Linked DNA regions of Mus musculus: regions 1 and 2 are each linked to region 3. Evidence: chromatin loops called from intact Hi-C (ENCODE). Cell type or tissue: left cerebral cortex. All regions are shown on one strand.

Region 1 (5,000 bases), 1.0 Mb after region 3:
GCTCTACAGCTGCTTTAGCACATGCGATCAAATATGATGGCTGTCTAAGGTGACAGGGCATCATGCGTGAGGGACTGAGGGATCACACCCCTGTTTATTCTACCCTGGCTGTCGTCCTTAGGAATCTCTGCTTTGCAGCTCTAGACAGACTGCATGAGCCTTCATACGCTGGAAGTTCTTACTGCCCTGGATGAAGGACATTCTGCAGGCAGGGAGGGAGAGCTTGTGACACATAAGGACACCATCAGCCCTCGCCTCCACGTCTGCAATTCCACACATGCAGAATGGATTCTGGATAATCCCAGCAAAGCCAGAGTGGGGCCTGTGGAACACAGTTTTCCTCCAAACAGCTTTCTACAATCCACCCTAGCACGCCGGAAAACACATTCTAAAGCCACTTAGGCGATTTCTTTTTAATGTCACTGTTATACTTTGAGGGATTTAATAAAAACCTTCATAAAAGGGCATTTTCCTCTGACTCGGCTTTTCCATTTCAGGGGGCAGAACCGCTGTGCACAACAGAAGGAGAAAAAAGTAATTTAAAAACGCCTTTGAACCGAGTCTGCTCTGCAGCCTCTGGAAGTGTATTTCTCAGGGAAAGACAGGCTGCTAGAGCCCCCTAGGGAGCAGTGCAGGAGCTGACCACATTTTAGATGGTAGCATGAGAGGACAAATTTATCATCTTATTCAGCCACATTACCGGGGTCTTAAGTAAGTTTGCAGCCTGCAAAGCAGGACTGTGGTGGACTCCCTGGGGTGGATGAGTTAGAAGATCAGGGACACTTGCCAGCCACATGCTCATCTTTACTGCGGTCCTCTGCATTCCTCTCTGAAGGGAAGGAGGGCTGGGCAGTTCATGGGTGGGCTGCTGGGAATGGACAATTAGTGAAAAGAAACTAATTGTTAGGAGCTACAGCTAAAGAGCAATTGCTAGCTGTATATATACTGGGTGTACTACATCTCATGCCACACTGGTTACCTAAATCAAGTGTGTGTGTCTGTGTGTGTGTGTGTGTGTCTGTGTGTCTGTGTGTATATGTGAGTGTGTCCCTGTGTGTGTCTGTGAGTATCTATGTGTGTGTCTGTGTATTTCTGTGAGTGTGTATCTATGTGTGTGTCTGTAAGTCTGTGTGTCTCTATGTGTATGTGTATGTCTGTGTGTATATGTGAGTGTGTCCCTGTGTGTGTCTGTGAGTATCTATGTGTGTGTCTGTGTGTTTCTGTGAGTGTGTATCTGTGTGTGTCTGTAAGTCTGTGTATCTCTATGTGTGTATGTCTGTGTGTATGTATGTCTGTGTGTCTATGTGTGTCTGTGAATGTGTGTGCCTTTGTGTGTATGTATGTATGTGTGTCTGTGTGTATATGTCCATGTGTCTCTATGTCTATGTATGTCTGTGAGTGTATGTCTGTGTGTAACTGCATGTCTGTGCGCCTCTATGTGTGTGTGTGTCTGTGTGTATCTGTATGTCTGTGTGTCTATGTGTGTTTGTAAGTGTGTGAACCTTTGTGTATGTGTATATGTCTGTATATATTTGTGTTTGTGTGTCTGTGAGTGTCTGTCTGTATATATCTGTATGTGTGTGTATATCTGTATATGTGTGTGCCTTTGTGTGTGTGTATGTCTCTGTGTGTTTATGTCTGTGTGTGTGTGTTTGTATGTCTGTGTCTATGTGTCTCTATGTATTTGTGTGTATATGTCCATGTATGTGTCAGTATGTCTGTGTGTCTCTATGTGTGTGTCTATGTGTGAGTGTTTGTGTGTGTCTGTATGTCTAGGTGTGTGTGTATGTGTGTAAAAGCTGATATCTAAATTTTTGATGTCTGTATGTCTGTGTGTCTATGTGTGTGTGTGTGTGTGTGTGTGTGTGTGTGTATCTATGTGGCTCTATGTGTGTGTGTATGTGTGTGTCTATGTGTGTCTGTGAGTGTGTGTGTGTCTTTGTGTGTGTCTGTATATCTGTGTGTGAGTTCTGAAAGTATTAACAGTGGCCTTTAATCCCAGCACTTGGGACGCAGAGGCAGGTGGATTTCTGAGTTCGAGGCCAGCCTGGTGTACAGAGTGTGAGTTCCAGGACAGCCAGGGCTACACAGAGAAATCCTGTCTCGAAAAACAACAACAACTACAAAAACAAACAAACAAAAAAAACAGTGGCTGAGATTGTGTTGTTATTTTGCTTTTCATCAAAAAGCACTCTACTTTGCATAAAGAAAAGTTTCCTGGAGCTGCCTCTTATCAGACAGAGCACCCGACACCCCAGTTTATCTCATGTGACCTGGAGAACAACTTTGTCCCTATGTTGGGAAGTTTTCTACACAAACAGAACTTAATTTTAACTAGTACAAGAAAGAACCTTCTACGGTGTTTGTCCACGTGGGTATGCATGAAATACTGATATGAGCAGTTTTTGCTCATAAATAGCCACTGAAACAAAACCATGCCAATGTTCCTTCGATTTCATAATTAACCCAAGAAGCTGCTTCAGATTAGGTTCACAGTGTATGTAAAGCATAACCTTTCTAATTCAATAGCTGACTGTTGTTACACTGAGGGTCTGCGTTTCCACTTAGGCTGTGTTTATTCCTTACAGACACACCACTGCTCAGGGGTGGGGGGCAAAATGCAGTCTAAGATATGAGTCCCAGCTGCGAGTGAGAAATGGCCGTGGCTGGGACAGAGTTCTCAAACTCCTATGCACCCAGACTCTGTGAGAACAGTGAAGAGTTGAGAGCTCTCCTCCTGTGTACCCAGAAACTACTGGGGATGTCAAGGAGTTGGGAACAGGGATTCAGGCCTGCTATGAGCCTGGGGAGAGAAGGGGGGCTTAGCTCCAAGTGAGTGCCAAGATATGGAGAAGCTGGAAGAGAGCCTCCTACAGGAGACTTTAGGCACTGCTCTGTATGATGAAGTCATTTGAGAGGAGAGAACCTTAATTAATAAACTGCCTCCATTAGACTGGGCTGCAGGAAAGCCTGTAAGTCATTTTCTTAATTAATAATTGATGGATGAGGGCCTAGCCCATTGTGGGAGGTGCCACCCTGCTCCTGGGTTCTATAAGAAAGCAAGCTGAGCAAAGCCATAGTGAGCAAGCCAGTAAGCAGCATCCCTCCATGGCCTCTGCATCAGCTCCTGCCTCCAGGCTCCTGTCCTGCTTGAGTTCCTGCCCTCACTGCTTTTGTATGATGAACTGTGCTACAGGGCTATGAGTGAGGGAAATTCTGTTCCTACTTTGCTTTTGGTCCTGATGTTTCTTCACCGCAACAGTAACCCTAAGACATTGTTCTTATTGTTTCTACCATCTAAATGGAGGATGTTCCCCACACCCTGGACCTTGCAGGCATTGTAACTAGGACCAGGGCTTGTTACCACTGCTACCTCAGACCCCGGGGAGCTGAGACACCCTAAGTAGAGCAGCCCTGGCACTCCACTGACCCACCGATAGATCATGGGTGGAAAGAGTGACCCAGTGTCCTCACAGTACTTACTCAGGACAAGTAGTGGCTTCTCCACTGTTCCCAGAAGGACACTTCATCCCAGTTCCCACCCTCAGGACACACTTCACTTGCATCAAGCTCACATCTGCCCATCCCCACTTCCTGACGTGTCTGCACCCGTGGTTGTGATGGCCATATTCTTGGTGTCCTTGTACCTCAGCCCAACGCCTCTTTCTTGCCTGATAACCATGCCTGCCTCACTAGTATCAATGTATCACAATTGCCCTTCACAAGCAGTAACATGCAGCCAGGGCTATACAGAGAAACTCTGTCTCAGAAAAACAAAAACAAAAACAAAAGAAAAACAAAGCAAGCAGTAACATGGGGCCCTGACCCAGACTCCAGTATTTAACCCCACCCAACCCCAAGACCAGTTCCACATGCGATCCACAGTTCTGCACCCCTATACAACTTCTCTGGACTCTGCAGCTCAATGCAGTTTGTCCTGGGCACCACCCTCTGCCTAGAGCTGCACCACCTCTGACGCCTCTAGTAGTAGTAGTGTGACCCCACCCCACCCCACCCCGTACTTTGGCTAACTTCCCTGAACACTATCCGAAGCACTCAGTCCTTCCCAACCCTCTAGTCACAGTTTTACTACCACACCTGAAGTCCTGTCCTATCATAGTCTGGACAGCTCCAGTATTATGGCCCCGCCCCAGGCCTCTCCCTAGCACCGAAGTCCCGCCCTTGTCAGGTCCCTTACGGCCCTCAGGCCCCTCCCTGATAGTGCGGTCCCCGCCTCCCTCCCGCAACCCCATCCCCACCCCACCCCTGCTCTGTTTGTTGGACCTGCTCACCTGGCCCTCGCGACTGAAGTAGCTGCGCTCCTTGGGGCCCTGGTGCCTTGGTGGGATGTAGCTGAAAGCTGGTAGTGCTGAGATGGGCAGAGGTCGGGGTTTGCCACGCAGGGTTTCGGAGGTGACTTCCTCCTCCTCTCCCCCCTCCTCCTCTCTTCCCTCTTCTTTTCCAGCCTCCTCTTCCACCTTTCCCTCCTTCTTTAAGCCACCGGGGTCCATCGCCCTCCGCTCTTTCTTGGCCAGTTCCTCCATCAGGTTAGGTGGCTTCTGCGTCCCTCCAAGCGTCTGCACTCGGCTGTTGCCTGGCAACTACGCCTTGGTCTCAGCATCCACTTAGTGACAGAGGTTGGGACGTTCCTTGACGCCTCCTTCTAGGTTCTTTTCACCACACCCTGAAAGAGACCTGGCTTTCCAGGTAGGAACTGCCAGGGGGACCACACCCAGTCCTCTACATCTGATTCCCAGCAGTTTGTTGTAGTCTCAGGGCATTCTTTAGCTTTGCAGATCACGACAGAAAGCTACTATGTGTCAAGATCTGAAGGTACAGCCCTGAAACAAACAGCCCTGGGTCACAGGGAGCTTACAACCTGGAGAAGTTAGATGACAAAGATGAGCAAGGCTTCAAAGATCCCGGACAGAGTGATCCAACAGAAAAATGAGGGCCACGTGTATATTGCACATAATAGAAAAGCTAAAGGCATGGAAGCA
Region 2 (5,000 bases), 1.0 Mb after region 3:
CTGCCACCAGGCTCAGCATCAGGCTACTTTGAGGATCTGCAGGCAACAACGTAAGCAGAGATTGCAAAGCTGTCACCAAACCAGCATTGGTCAGGTGTGAGGGGTCTCGCTCACACCGGAGGCAAAGAGCCTGGAAGGCACGGTTCTCCAGCACTCCTTCTGGCAGCCTTTGCTCACCATCCCTCCTCCCTATCTCACAGATCCTGAGTAGAGCTGCCATTGCCAGAGGGACAGGCAGGGTGTCCAGGGCACTTATGAAACTCAGCACTTCCTCAAAGGAAGTGAAGTAGCTTAGTCTCCTGAAAAGCATCTCTTCATCCTCGTTTTGAAGACTCTGTCCTGGCTGGTTCCATTCCTGCGCCTGGGAGGACCATGGCTCGCCCACGGGATGAAAGTCATTTCCCTTTTCTGAGTGGAAGTTTTTACAGTATGCGTGATGGAATCTGACCCTGAACAGCTCAGGTTGTAGGGAGCAGAAGCACACACTCAGGCGATCTGTGACTGCCTTTGGGGCATGACTGGCAGGGTGAATTTTCAGAGCAACCACAGCTCCAGGTATCCAAAGAATGGACTTATGACAAAAGGCCCTCCGCAGGGTGATGAACGCCATGCCATAGAATTCACAACATGTGACTTAGCATAAGAAAAACAAAAACAAAAACCATGGTCAAATGCTGAGAAAGACAACACCAACGCTACGAAACTAAGAATGAGTATCCCATGACAAAGATTAAAAAAAAAAAAGAACCTTGCAAAAATATTTTAAAAACCAAGGTTTACTTTTCCCACCGAGCCAGGAAACAAGAGAAAGCCTGGGAAGGGGGTCCCCACTCTCCTGGTCCTGATTGCCACACCCAATTGGCTGACACCCAACAGTTGCACCATAACTAGACAAGGCACCGGTAGAAGACATGCACACCCCTTTCTAGGCAGTGTCACTAGGTTTTTTTTTTTAAATGAACTATGCCTTATATCTAAACTCCTTGAGTCCTATGTGTATGTAAGGATCTCAGATTAATGTTTTACCACAACGTAATTCCTCTTCAAAGGCCATGTTCTATGGACAAAGTGAAGGGTGTGCACCAAGGCATGTCTCCTTTAATATGTTTAAAGTTGGCTGCTGATTAAATAGCCCCCCAAACCCCATAATCCTATACATAAGTTACTACTCAGGCTTTCAGGCTTACGCGTCTCTTCAGTTTTCAAAAAAGGCTATTTTTTGAGTAATCAGAACTCATTGACCTTGCTGCGCTCTGGCTCATTCTGAAATTTCTTTTCAGTGGCCCTTGAACACCTTAGTGTTGTCGGGTAGACTGAAGCATCATAGGGCTGACTTCCTGTGGCTTCACTGTGTCTGGGCGAGATGCTGGCTCCTAACCCTAACTGCGATCGCTGCCCAGCCCTTACTTTAAGTCCTGCCTATGGGCTAGGTTACTGTAATTCAGTTCGTCTGGTTGACGCTTTTCCCGCTAAGGACCCTGCAGCCCAAGGAAACCACCTCTGTGTACAGTGAAGCTGGGCGCGAAGAGGAAGAGCTGGAATTCAGATTCTACCTCCAAATCTCGACACTCACGTGATGGGGAAAGGGAACGTCAATGTTGATAATTGCGAGAGAGGAGGAGCAGCCGACAAGATTCAAACTCCGGGTATGAGCCGGGCAAAGCATGGTAATTCGCGCTGAGAAGCTGGGCTGGGGCTCACGCACAATCACAGAAAAGCAAGCGGAGCAGGGCAACGGCGGAGGCAGGCGCCGCGCGACCGGACCGGAGCCCACGGAGCACGAGTGGGGAAGCCCGGGGGTCCTAATCCCGAGACACTTACCGAGCGGCTCCAAGCCGCACCCGGGACAGGACAGACACGGAGCTTCCGAGCCCTGGGAGCGTCCGTACACGGACGCTGCCCCTTACCTGGAGAACATTCCGGCGCGTGCGCGGCACTAAGGCCACCCACCCACCCACATCCGGCGATCAGCGATTGGCCCAGGTCCGCCCGCATGTCTGTTGGCGGTCGTGCGGAGCATGCGTGCTGTGCCGCGCGCGTGCGCAGTGCTCCCGGACTGTGCCTGTCGGAGGAGAACGGGGTTCCGCGCGGGAATTCGCGCCTGGAGGTATTCGGCGGGGGACGGCGGGAGCGACGGAAGCGGTGGGGGAGCCGGGACTCGCGCCTGCGCAGTGGGGATGAGCCGCTGAGTTTTCCGGACCGCGGTGGGGTTCACGGGGAGCACTTGGGAGGCGGACCGCGGTGGGGTTCACGGGGAGCACTTGGGAGGAGTCGGCTCCGCCACCTTTCCCAAAACCTCGTGAGCTCGCACGTGTCACCCATTGGTCCTGTCGAGTCTGTGGCAGTGCTTCCCGATGAACCTTTGAAGGGTTTGTGTCCTAGCTCCCCAGCGGATAAGCCACAAGTGCTTAGAAACTAACTAGAGTTGATTCACTCAGGAAAAGATAATTTTATATAGGCCGGCTACCACTCAGCGTTAGCCACTGGATAGAATGGCGGAGTGTGGAATCCCAGAGCCCTTTATCTTCTTTTTCTCTTGGTTATCTCCGGGGTAAGGCATGAATTAGAAATACCGTCTCTGTGTAAAGTCCATGTACGCTGACTACTGATAGATGCAATGATGCCATCTTTGATGACGACCAGTGCTTTGATTAGGATCTAGCAGGAAACACGAACTCCCCAGTTTCACGTGAACATTGTACAGTTACAGTTTTGGTTTTTTAAAGATTACTTATTTATTTTATATATATGAGTATACTGTGGCTGTACTGATGGTTGTGAACCATCATGTCGTTTCTGGGACTTTGAATTCAGAACCTTTACTTGCTCCGGAGGATCCTGCTCGCTCCAGCCTAAAGGTTTATTTATTATTATATGTAAGTACACTGTAGCTGTCTTCAGAGGCACCAGAAGAGGGCGTCAGATCTCATTAGGGATGGTTGTGAGCTACCATGTGATTGCTGGGATTTGAACTCAGAACCTTGGGAAGAGCAGTCAGTGGTCTCTTAACTGCTGAGTTACAGTTTGTTTTTGTTTTTTGTTTTTGTTTTTTGTTTTTTTTTTGCTTTGTTTTTAAACGGCAGAAACAATAGCCTTTGTAAGCGACACTGTGTTTGAGCATGGCTTAGCCCCTTCACCATTCAGGCTTATGATCCTAATTCAGAGTACAAATGGGCAGAAAGGCAGATCACTCCTATAGTTAGGCACTAATGAATGACAGACACTTGCAAGACCCAACAGTAGCTAGAAATCAAGAGTGGGTTTCACGCCATCAGGGACAATTCAAAAACGTCACTTTTGTATACCTCCTGTCTTAATTCTCTCATACTGCGATTCGTTTAAAATCAGTGCTAAGGAACAAGTTTAGAGAAGGCTGTTTGAAATTATGTTTGGGTGTCCTGCGGGCTACCTGCTTCATTAAACAGTGTACCCCTTTCTTCCTTTTGTGGTTTTTAGTCTCACTGTTAGAGTTGCAGCTGATGACCTGAGGTGATGAGAAGGTTTTTGTTACTTTATGCTACACAGCGAGGACAGGCAAAGGCCATAGCAGAAGAAATAAGTGAGCAGGCTGTGTCACACGGGTTTTCCGCAGATCTTCACTGTATCAGTGAGTCAGAAAAGGTAAGAGCAGCTATTCCTGTGCATTTTCCTGTACTTTGTTGTGGAATGAGGCAGTATACCCATTTTTTGTTGCAGGGGGTTTGCCCAAGCTAGCCTTGAACTCACATTGTAGCTTTGGAGAAATGAACTTTGGATCCTCCTGCCAACTAGCTGAGTCTAAACACAGAATTATACATTTGAATTAGGTTTAAAAAAAACCTCACAGCCTCATTGCACTGCAGCCCATCTTCACTAGGATAGCTCCTGTTGCTCCTCGGTTCTTTCATTGTTTTAAAGTGTGTTTGTTTATTGGGACAGAACAGGGCTCTTTGTAGACCAGGCTGGCCTTGAACTCTAGAGAGCCACGGGCCTCTTTTATCTTTGTTTCTGCCTCACCTTGACCCTGTAAAACCCCTTTGCTCATGTTACTTGTGTGTGTGTGTGTGTGTGTGTGTGTGTGTATGTGTGTGTGCATATACCTACCCATGTACTGCCTTGCTGCTCAGCGTGTCCCTTGACAGATAATGGGCCTGTTTACTTCTCATGTTTTCCTGAAATACAGAATTCGATAACAGTCTGGGGGTAGATGGGGCTTTTCTTGTGTGCCATGTGGAGGGAAAAGTGTTAAACTCTTCTGACCTCCTGGTGCCATCAGCGAAAGTGAACTAGCCTTTGAGTTACTGGGCAGCGTTATTGAGGCATCTAGTCACAGCACTGTTGACCAGGATATGTTTACGGTAACTCGGCCAGAAGAAAAATTAGAAGGAAGCATGCAAGACAGGAGAGTGGGTTCATTGCCTCCAGTTGCTTTGTCTTGATCTTGCCAGCGTGTTAAATCACAAATCTGCACTACTTACTGCATCCTTGTTTTGTAGTATGATCTGAAAACAGAAACTGGCCCTCTGGTGATGGTTGTATCTACCACGGGTACAGGAGACCCACCTGACACAGCCCGGAAGTTTGTTAAAGAAATACACAACAAGACACTCCCCACGGACTATTTTGCTCACCTGCAATATGGATTATTGGGTAACTGACTGTTTCCCTTCTACTATATGCAGTTACTACTTTGATATATGAATATATCTTTCAAAATCTTGAAATAAAGTTGCATAGGCCTTTTTATTTTTATATAACTATTACATCTATGTAAAATGTAGAATTGTCAGTCATTCTCCAATTTGTCTTAATTCTCTCATACTGTGATTCGTTTAAAATCAGTGCCAAGGAACAAGTTTACCCCAGAGCAATGCTCTGATCTCTCCTCCCTCTGTCCTGGGTGTGTCTGAGGGGTCAAACCCAGGGCCTTGCAGTGAGGGGAGCACTTTACCACTTAGCCACACCCCAAACGCTGTACAGAACCTCTCCAGCAGCCTTGGAACTGTTTCAGAATGTTTACT
Region 3 (5,000 bases):
AGATTTAATAGCTTTAAGATTGCCAAGTGTTTTAAACGTAAAACCAGTTCTGAGAAGACGTTCCATAAGCGCTCCGGGGTGTGCAGACTTTTTAACACCTAGGCCCTGTTAACATCTAAGAAAGCAACACCATCAATTTTCTAACTCCCTCCAGTTCACTGTTCTGTTGGACACACCTTACAAATAAGGTAAAAGCAATACTGCATTTTGTCACAGCTTCAGTTTTTAATTGCCACGAGTCTTGCGGACAACGTACTTTGACGTGCAAGAGAGGCAAAGATTCCTGCTGCTCTGATGGTCCCCCATAGGACCCAAGTCTTTCCCGGGTCGCGTTTTCTATTCATATTCTAATGTCCCACCGAGGACGTTCCTGTGCACTACAGCCCCCAAGTCCACACCTCAGAAAAGACACAGCAAACGTACCTTTTGTACCCAGTGATTCTCAGTGTGGCTGGGAGAGGTTCTCGGAGTGACTCCATGAATTGGTCCCATTCTCCCTCTGGCACGATCTTGAGTTCCTGATAGTAGTGCTCGAAGAGCTTGTTCTCCTTTACGATCTCGGGATAGCCACCTTCCCAGCCCTGCCAGGAAAGCGACAGGTGAGCAAGCTCCGACCGACACCCGCGAACCCGGCCCACGAGCAAGCTCCGCACGCGCGAGCCCACCAGACACCCCTCTCGTCCCCGCGCCTACCGCCTGGCCTCGCTTTCTGCCGCCGTCGCTGGCGTCTTCCTCGCCCTCAGGCTGCGGCGGCTGCTGGAACCGCCGGCCCCGCGCCCGCCGCCCCATGGCCCACGCGGCTGCACACGCGGAGCGCACACAGCGACCCACCAAACCGCACGCACGCTGCACTTCCGGCTGCATCCCGAGGACCCCGCGGCTGGGTCCTAGCAGAGGCAGTCAAAAAATATGCCTGAAAGACACAACATGCTCCCGCCGAGAACTCACGCAAAAAAAAGGGTGGTATTCCTATAGAGAACGTGTTTCCTCAAATCAACCTTAAACGCCACTGAGCGTGAATCTCCCCGTCTTACACAGAGACTCAGGCACCTGCATGGACGACCTGATCGTAGCGCGTGCGCAGAGAGTCATGGAGTGTTGTCCGATCTGTCGCTGTCCGGGTTAGACTGTGGAGGGGCGTGGTTGCAAGTTAGGCGGGGCGGAGCGAGAGTCTGTTTCGAGCGAAGAGGCGGGGTCTTTGCTGTGTAGGCGGGACTTTGTGGGTGATGCGAGGCTCTGGTGCTCCGCTGTGGCGCTGAGGGGGCGGAGCTCCGGCAGAACTTTTCGCGAGCCAAAGGAGCTCTCAGCCAATGTGTGTAGCGCTCCAAGATCGGGCGGGGCTCTGAGGAGCGGGGCTCGAGACTAAGGCGCCCTCCCCCCGAAGAGGCGTGGCTCCCTGTGTGGGCGGGGTTTTACCCAATCGTTCTCTCGTTTGGATTACGGGCGGGAGGGTATCTTCTGGTGGTGCTAGCCTGTGCTCCTGTCTCCGCCCGAGCAGGTGGCTCGCCCCTCCCCTGGGCAGGTACACCCTGCTGGAGCGCTGGCCCTTGTGGGCTGCTCTGCGCCCTCCTCCTGAGCTTATATGTGGCTCCACTTGGACATCCGAGCATGGAGCACGCTGCTCGACCTCAGCTATGGAGTTGGATGAGTTGCGCCTACTGGATGCGCTAGTCTACCTGGAGGGTTTCCTGGCTTTCGTGGCCTTCGTGGGGCTCCAGATGGTGGGCTCTTCCTACGGCCGCTACTCCTCGCAGTGGTCCGGCCGCCGAGTGCCCGCGCGACCTGCCTGGTTCCTACAGGAGCTGCCTTCAATGGCCTGGCCGCTGTACGAGTGCATCCGTCCTGCAGCCGCCCGACTGGGCAACCTGCCTAACCGCGTCCTGCTAGCTATGTTTCTGATCCACTACGTGCAAAGGTAATGGTCTTCCCTCCTGCGCTTGCTCCCGAGGACCCGCGGCTCAGAGACTTAATTCCGAAATACAAAGGATTGTCTAGAAAGGGAGGTAGAAAGGACCGCACAGAAGCGGTGGAAGTTCGTGTCTGGTCAGGGATAGTGGCACAGTGGTCCGGATTTCTTCCCTGCCCATCTGCAGACTCCGCCCTAAGGAGTATCTGCGATGCCATCCAAGCTGCATTTCTACTGTTTCCCCCTTGGGGAATCTATCCCTGGTAGCCTGTCCCATAGCCAGGTGACCTAGCTTCAGCTTGCTAACAACCTACTCTGGAACCACTGTGGACCCCGAATGTGGACTGGAGCAATTTCAGAGATGTTTTGCTTTCTCTGTGTGAGATGGTATGAATCTTTCCCAGGAGGTGTTATGTGAAAAATGTTTTAGTGACCGCCTCAAGTCTTTGGGTTTTCTAATAAACTGGACTGGACTGTCTCTAGGTCTTATCTTTAACTGACCCAACATTTATTAATAACGTTTAAATGTTTTCATCTAGATTCTGAAAAGTGCACAATTAAAAAAAAAAAAGGATGTCTCTATATCTAAGGAAGTTGAGTTCTGTGACATTTGGGACATGGGAAAGTCTCTTATCCTCTCTGATCCTAAAGTATTCATTTCCCAGAGAGGCTGGGAGAATGCATTGTTGTGTTAATAGCCTCTGCTTTCTTAAATCCAGTGAGGAGAAAGAATGAGTTTCTAGATCTATTGCCCAAAGTCCACTGTGGCCACTATGGTACATGAGTTGATTGATCTTTTGCTGTTTTGTTTTGTTTTGTTTGTTTTTTCAAGACCGAGTTTCTCTGTGTAACAGCTTGGCTGTCCTGGAACTTACTTTATAGACCAGACTGGTCTTGAACTTTCAGAGTTCCACCTGCCTTTGCCTCATGAGTGCTGGGATTAAAGATGTGCACCGCCACCATGCAGGGCTGGGGAGTTGATTTTTGACTGATTTCTTGTCAGTATTAATGCAGGCCCTTTATATGAGGGCACAATCAACATACAAGGAAGACTGAGTTCTGTGTAACCCAAATTGTTGATAGAGTATTCCAGAAGCTGAGGAGATGGCTCAGCAGGTGCATAGCCGTTCAAGCCCAAGGACTTGAGTTTGCATCCCACACAAGATTCTGCAATACCAGTGACCCTGTAGGGAAATGAATGCAGAGATGAGAGAACCCCTAGGGCCCAGGAGCTAGGTAAGATGGTGGTATACACAGCAGCGAACAACAGGTAGAAGGTAAATACCGACAGCCGAAGGTGTCTTCTGACCCACATATATGCATCTCTTCTGTGGCATACGCGCATCTCTCTCCGTCCCTCCCTTCCTCCATCCCTCCCTCCCTCCCTCTGCCCCTCTTTTCCTTCCTCTCTCTCACACACAGACACACACAAGTACAAAAAAGATATGGCCTATGAAATAAAGCTGTTATCAAATTGCTTGGTTTATTCTTAAGAAAGGCTGGGACCTTACTGCTGTCTGAATATCCACTGAACTCCTGTTCACAGAAGTATCTCCTTAAGAACACCAGAATTTGTGTCTGTGTGTGTCTGCAATGGATAAAAGCAGGTCCTGCAAGGCAAAGTGCTAGAGGTATGTAAGTCTAAATTACAAATTCTGGAGATTCCCTTTGGACTGAGAACGTAGCACAGTGGCAGACCAATCCCTTAAGATGTGCAGTGAAGGCTCTGAGAAGGGAGGCACTCTGTCCCTAGCACTGAGAGAAGGGAGGGGACTCACAGACTATTGGAATGAGAACGTATGTGCCGTATTCGATTGTACAGCCAAAAAGATTATCAAAAGCAGCCTATGGATTACATACAGTATTTTGAAGCTAATAACTTGGCCTAAAGAGTTACGAGGAGTGGGGATAGGGTCGACAGTCTTAAGGTTAAACAGACATCCTTGCAGAAGTTATTTTTGGTGTGAGGTTGTGGTGACCATCGCTCAAGGTTCTGATGCTGGCAGAGTCTGGGGAGAGATAAGTCTTGTCAGGAACACATACGTGCAAGCCTCTCTGACTGCTCATTGGCTTTATCTGTCATTAGTACTTGACGAAAGTGATTCTTATTTGAACAGCTGTCACCTTTTCCGTCTTTGATGGAGTACTTCCTCTGAAGTCTGCCTGATCTGGTCCTATGAACGAGGGATGGTAACTGGAGATCAGTGTTCACAAGCGCCCTTATCTCAGGCACATAAATGGGAAACTTAGAAGGAGAAGGAGCAGTTTTCATGAGCCCACTGCGAGGCTCTTTTCACTGTTTCATAGGCACTAAACATCACTGTCTTATTCAAATCCATGCGTTTGCAGACGCTTATCATACAGTAGTTACAGAGTTCAGAATGAGGCACAGAGGCAAATTCAGATCTGTACCGGGATCCGTGCCTTAGAGATAAGCAATCAGATAAGTCAGAGGACCAGTGGGGTTGAGCTGAGACCAGTTGTAACCATTAAACTTGACCTCTCAATTCACGGACTGGGGTCTCAGTTTCCCCAGAGCTTCATACAAGCGTAACATGTGACATTAGTGCCAGCACTAACGTCTAGCAGTGAGAATACATGTATCCCAAACATGTGCAGCACGGGTGTTTTCCTAGCGTGCTTCACAAACCTGCTACCTGCTCAGCCCCCTGGTAGCCTGATTCATCATTAGTTCTACTTTATTTCTTTCTTCCCAGTCTGGAGCAACCCAGCTATTCAACTGGGGGAGTGGGGACAGGGAATCATTCTATCTCACAGAATTCTTTCTCATACCAAAATAACCCATTGTTCTGTTTAAGTTTTCTTACCCAAAACTCAGCCTTATAACTATCATCCTCTTCAGGGCTACCTCTTCTATTTGACGGTCCCTTTCCACCTTGCTTATATTTCCCTCTTTATCTTCGTAGCTTGTGAATAATCTTATTTGTTAAACCCTCCGAGATAGACAAAAAGCAGTCCACTTCGCACTAAAAGAACACATCTTGTGTTCTTCTCATTTTCCTACCCAGCCCCAAACCCTTCAGTTTGATTTTTTTTCTTGTGCTCTGTATATGTGACACTTAGTGACACAGAG

The links. Peaks named below come from ENCODE experiments on the same cell type or tissue, not always from the same donor. Only the 100,000 strongest peaks of a DNase experiment are listed, where the experiment ranks them.
Region 1: a loop joins it to region 3, with 3 times the contacts of the local background. A loop is called at or near these places in 12 of 42 quality-filtered maps.
Region 2: a loop joins it to region 3, with 4 times the contacts of the local background. A loop is called at or near these places in 14 of 42 quality-filtered maps.

Annotation. Positions count from the first base shown.
Region 1 is chr13:68,597,020-68,602,019 of GRCm38, reverse strand. 1700001L19Rik (RIKEN cDNA 1700001L19 gene) reads right to left here and starts at 4,581. Exons shown (of 3, transcript NM_027035.1): 1 at 4,293-4,581. The coding sequence starts at 4,544. Gm34903 (a long non-coding RNA gene) reads left to right here. Exons shown (of 2, transcript XR_382605.2): 2 at 122-467. In left cerebral cortex, CTCF peaks have their summits at 615 and 2,880; DNase peaks (open chromatin) are centred at 262, 612, 4,234 and 4,589; H3K4me3 peaks cover 1,081 bases; H3K27ac peaks cover 1,368 bases.
Region 2 is chr13:68,579,172-68,584,171 of GRCm38, reverse strand. It overlaps Mtrr (5-methyltetrahydrofolate-homocysteine methyltransferase reductase), which reads left to right and starts at 2,003. Exons shown (of 15, transcript NM_172480.3): 1 at 2,003-2,107; 2 at 3,457-3,621; 3 at 4,476-4,629. The coding sequence starts at 3,493. It overlaps Fastkd3 (FAST kinase domains 3), which reads right to left and starts at 1,962. Exons shown (of 7, transcript NM_027123.5): 1 at 1,822-1,962; 2 at 1-633. The coding sequence starts at 610. In left cerebral cortex, a CTCF peak has its summit at 2,937 (motif pointing right); a DNase peak (open chromatin) is centred at 2,055; H3K4me3 peaks cover 1,995 bases; H3K27ac peaks cover 1,145 bases.
Region 3 is chr13:69,607,882-69,612,881 of GRCm38, reverse strand. Srd5a1 (steroid 5 alpha-reductase 1) reads left to right here and starts at 1,419. Exons shown (of 5, transcript NM_175283.3): 1 at 1,419-1,915. The coding sequence starts at 1,635. Nsun2 (NOL1/NOP2/Sun domain family member 2) reads right to left here and starts at 866. Exons shown (of 19, transcript NM_145354.5): 1 at 694-866; 2 at 424-581. The coding sequence starts at 789. In left cerebral cortex, a CTCF peak has its summit at 2,149; DNase peaks (open chromatin) are centred at 1,245 and 1,835; H3K4me3 peaks cover 2,318 bases; H3K27ac peaks cover 1,136 bases.